2 separate regions of the Homo sapiens genome follow, and region 1 is linked to region 2. Evidence: read pairs that join two places in POLR2A ChIA-PET (ENCODE). Cell type or tissue: GM12878. All regions are shown on one strand.

Region 1 (2,500 bases), 240 kb after region 2:
GAGACAGGGTCTCACTCTGCCACCCAGGCTGGAGTGCAGTGGTGCAGTCTCAGCTCACTGCAGCCTCAACCTCCTGGGCTCAAGCGATCCTCCCACCTCAGCCTCCCAAGGAGTTGGGAACACAGGCACCTGCCACCACGCCTGGCTAATTTTTGTAGAGATGGGGTTTCATCATGTTGTTCAGGCTGGTCTCTATCTCCTGAGCTCACATGATCCACTCATCTTGGCCTCTCAAAGTGCTAGAATTACAGGCGTGGCCACCGTGCCCAGCCAGCTTCTTCACTTGTATTAAGATAATTGTATTAAGATAATTTCACCCTGGGCAACCTGATCAGACCCCAACCCTACATTAAAAATACAAAAAGGTAGCTAGCGTGGAGGCACACACCTGTGGTCCCAGCTATTCAGGAGGCTGAGGTGGGAGGATCACTTGAGCCTGGAAGTTCAAGGCTGCGTTGAGCCGTGACACACTACTGCACTCTAGCCTGGGCGATGGAGTGAGATCTTGTCTCAAAAAAATAAGAATAAAAAAAGATAATCTAACATTGGTGATTTCAAAAGCTGTTTATAACTTTTCCTTAGGGCATTTCAGCCAAGAAAAAGAAAAGAAAAAAGGGTGCTTTCAAATTACAACAGCTCCATGGCAACCAAAAACCTAGCCTTGTACACTTAGGAGTCATTCCTTTCAGAAACATGTATGGAGGTTTGCCTAGCTGACAATTGCTTAGGGTGACGGAACAGTTAATTAAAAGATTGATAGTCTAAAAAGGAAAGAACTAGATCAATGTTTGTGAAAGTTAGGTTCTCAGATCAAACAGGTCAAACTCTTGAGCACACAGCAATCACATAAGGTATCTCTGTCCAGCATAAAAATTTGGCTTTGTCTGTCATGTACAATCCAGAAAAAGCTGAGGAAAAAAAACAACTGTAAATATCTTTTTGAAAAGTGCCTCTCCACCTGTGCTGACTAATCAAGCAAACCAGATTGGCCACTGGAAATTCTGTTTTTCTCATACAATTCAGCTAGTCCTAACTGAAATGTGAACATTTGAATATTTAACCTCTAAACTCATTTGATATGGAATAAAAGGATTTTAAAAAGATATTTTAAATCAAACTGCTGTAGACGCTGCTTTACCCAAAATTTTGATCTTCAGCCTTCATAAGATTACCTATGGGGTCAAATAATGCTCAGCCACACGAACGGGTCTCATTTTGTCAGAAATTGGATCCAACTGTCCTTTTATAAACTGGCAAGCGTATATTACTATATTGTACTGTCTCATGACAAAAATTTCAAAATGAAAGCTAGGGAATCTGTTTCTATGTAATCATGTGTCCGTACGTTTTCACATTCTGTGTAATATTTTCTACCAAAATATATGAAAAATATCTAATTAATTAAAGGGAAAAATTAAAAGCATTAATTATTTTATCAAAAATATAGTAATTAGGTGGGCATAGTGAGTCACGCCTGTAATCTCAGCACTTTAGAAGGCTGAGACAGGTGATGACTTAAGCCCAGGAGTTCTAAAACTAGCCTGGGCAGGCGGGGCGCGGTGCTTCACGCCTGTAATCCCAGCACTTTGGGAGGCCAAGGCGGGCGGATCACGAGGTCAGGAGTTTGAGACCAGCCTGCCCAACATGGTGAAACCCCATCTCTACTAAAAATACAAAAATTAGTCTCTACTAAAAATACAAAAGGTACAAAAGTTAAAAAAAAAAAAAAAACTAGCCTGGGCAACATAAGGAGACCCCCATCTCTACAAAAAAAAAAAAAAAAAAAAAAAAATAGCCAGTGTGGTAGTGCGCACCTGTATGCCCAGCTACTCAGGGAGCTCAGGTAGGAGGAGAGGATTGCTTGAGCCCAGGAGGTTGAGACTGTAGTGAGCCATGATGGCACCACTGCACTCCAGCCTGGGCAACAGAGTGAGACCCTGTCTCAAAAACAGTGGCTCATGCTTGTAATCCCAGCTACTTGGGAGGTGGAAGCATGAGAATTGCTTCAACCTGGGAGGTGGGGGTTGCAGTGAGCTGAGATTGCACCACTGCACTCCAGCCTGGGCAACAGAGCGAGACTCTGTCTCAAAAAAAATCTGTAGCTGGGACTACAGGTGCGCGCCACCACGCCTGGCTATTTTTTTTTTTTTTTTTTTTGTATTTTTAGTAGAGACGGGGTTTCACCGTGTTAGCCAGGATGGTCTCGATCTCCTGACCTCGTGATCCGCCCGTCTTGGCCTCCCAGAAAAAGTTGTTTCTAAAGGAAAAACACTAAAATATGCCTGCTATTAGATTGCAGCCCTTTGCATTGTTTCTTATCTACATGAAGACGGGACTAGACCCCAAATCCTCCTAATTTCCTCTAATATTTGGCTAAAACTCTCCAACTAAGAAAAAAACCTGTTATGTTGCTAAAGGCCTTGAAGCTGAAGCTGGAAAACTTGGTATAAATATCCAGGGACAAGTCTCATGCCTGATGTATGGGTCACACAGGAAGTTC
Region 2 (2,500 bases):
CATATTTTGATGCTCCATTTCTAGTTATACACATTTGGAACTACTATGTTTTCTTGGGGAATAGAAGCCTTTTTCATTATTTAATGTCTTGCTTTGTCCCTGATGCTATTCCTTGTTTTGAAGTCTATTTTCTTCTTTCTATTGTCTTTTTGATAATAGCTTTCTTTTGATATGTGCTTGCACGGTGTATCTTTTTCCATTCTTTTACTTCTAACCTCTCTGTGTCTATATTTGATGTAGGTTTCTTATATACAGCATAGAGTTGGGTCTTGCTTTTTAACGCCTTTTTTTTTTTTTTTTTTTTTTTTTTTTTGAGATGGAATCTCACTCTGTCACCAGGCTGGAGTGCAGTGGCACGATCTCGGCTCACTGCAACCCCCGCCTCCTGGGTTCACAAAGTTCTCCTGCCTCAGCCTCCTGAGTAGCTGGGATTACAGGCACGCGCCACCACATCTGGCTAATTTTTGTATTTTTAGTAGAGATGGGGTTTCACCATGTTGGCCAGGATGATCTCGATCTCTTGACCTCGTGATCCGCCTGTCTTGGCCTCCCAAAGTGCTGGGATTACAGGTGTGAGCCACCACACCCAGCCTCTCACCTTGTTTTAATTGGCATATTTAGTTCATTCACATAAAGTATGATTATTGAAATGTTTATATTAAAATACACCATCTTGCTAGCTGTTATTCATTTGTTCTATCTGTTCTTTGTTTCTTTTCTCCTCAGTTTCTGCCTTCTCTTGGGCTAATAGAGCCTTTTTTATTATTCCATTTTATCTCCATTGTTAACTTACATTTCATAACTTCATATTTTTGCAGTTACCCTGGAGTGTAAATTATACATCTTTAATTAGTTGCAGACTTCCTTTAAATAATATTATATCATTATAATATTAGTAGTATAAGGACATTGGAATAGTATATTCCCAATTCCATTCTTATATTCTTTGTGCTGTTGTCATGCATTTTACTTTTACATGTGCTATAAACGTATGATACACTACTACTAATTTTGCTTTAGACAACCAGTTATCTTTTCAGTCAATTAAAACAAAGAGAAAAAACTAAACTTTTATTTTTCTTTTATTTATTCCATTTCCGTCACTCTTCATTTCTTTATGTAGGTTCAAGTTTCTGTCTGCTATCATATTCCTTCTGCCTGAAGAACTTCCTTCAGCATTTCATGTAGTTTAGGTCTGCTGGCAGTGACTTCTCTGTTTTGTTTGTCTGAGAAAGTCTATTTCTCCCTCATTTTAAAAAATATTTTCACTGGGCATAGAATTATGGGTTGACAGTTTAAAAATTTTGTTTTGTTTTGTTTTGTTTTTCTTTTCAGCACCTTAAAGATGTCACTTTATCAATCAGGAAATACACACACACACACATTAATACATTTAGCTTGATCCAATATTATATTCTGTCTTCCTTGGCTTAACATCCTGGGAACCCATTCCACAGATTTCAGTGGTTTTTAAAGACAGCTTTATTGAGGTATGTGTGTGTGTATGTGTGTGTACATATATATATATATATATATATATGTACACACACTATAGAATTCACCCATCATAAGTGTACAGTTGGTTGACTTTGAGTAAATTTATACAGTTATGCAACCATCACTGTGGTCTAGCTTTAGACCATTTCTATCCCCACAAAAAATTCCCTTAGCCTATTTGCAGTCACTCCTCACTCCTATCTCTAGCCCCAGGCAGCAACTGATCTGCTTTCTGTCTCTATAGATTTGCCTTTTCTGGAAATTTCATATAAGTGGAATGATAGACTATGTGGTCCTTTTATGTCTGGCTTCTTTCCCTTAGCATTGACCCCACAGCAGCCAGTGTACTTTCTGAAATTCATTTAAAGTAGAAGCTGTGGCCATTGATATGAGATCTTTCTTATTTTCTAATACAGATGGTTCCTGACTTACGATGGTTTGACTTATGACTTTTTTTGCTTTACGATGGCATGAAAGCAACACTCATTAGTAGAAACTATACTTCAAATTTTGAATTTTGATTCAAAATTCCTTATAACTATTATAAAATAGGCTTTGTGTGAGATGATTTTGCCCAACTGTAGGCTAATGTAAGTGTTCTGAGCACATGTAAGGTAGGCTAGGCTAAGCTATGAAGTTCAATAGGTTAGGTGTATTAAATGCATTTTTGACTTAGGGTATATTCAACTTATGATGGGTTTCTTGGGATGTAACTCCACTGTAAGTTGAGGATCAACTGCATAGACATTTAGTGCTACAAATTTCCCCCTTGGCACTGCTTTAATGGCATTCCACAAATTCTGGTGATATGTTGTATTTTTGGTTTTATTCACTTCAAGATATCTTCTAATTTCCCTTGTAGTTTTTTTCTGTGACCTGCGGGTTATTTAGAAATGTATTGTGTAATTTCCAAATATTTGGGAATTACCTAGATATCTTTCTGTTTTTTACTTCTAATTTCAATTTGTGGTTGGTTGAACCTATGGTTGATGGAACCCACGAG

Evidence for each region. Peaks named below come from ENCODE experiments on the same cell type or tissue, not always from the same donor. Only the 100,000 strongest peaks of a DNase experiment are listed, where the experiment ranks them.
Region 1: POLR2A ChIA-PET joins it to region 2 with 11 read pairs; 3 of 35 experiments call an interaction of 5 or more read pairs at or near these places.

Annotation. Positions count from the first base shown.
Region 1 is chrX:154,497,982-154,500,481 of GRCh38, reverse strand. No RefSeq gene overlaps it. Among named protein-coding and RNA genes, the nearest start is that of SLC10A3, 8.6 kb to the right of the region's middle. In GM12878, no CTCF peak of the experiment used is centred here; no DNase peak of the experiment used is centred here; H3K27ac peaks cover 278 bases.
Region 2 is chrX:154,742,026-154,744,525 of GRCh38, reverse strand. All of the region lies in intron 1 of GAB3 (GRB2 associated binding protein 3), which reads left to right. Among named protein-coding and RNA genes, the nearest start is that of GAB3, 7.8 kb to the left of the region's middle. In GM12878, no CTCF peak of the experiment used is centred here; no DNase peak of the experiment used is centred here.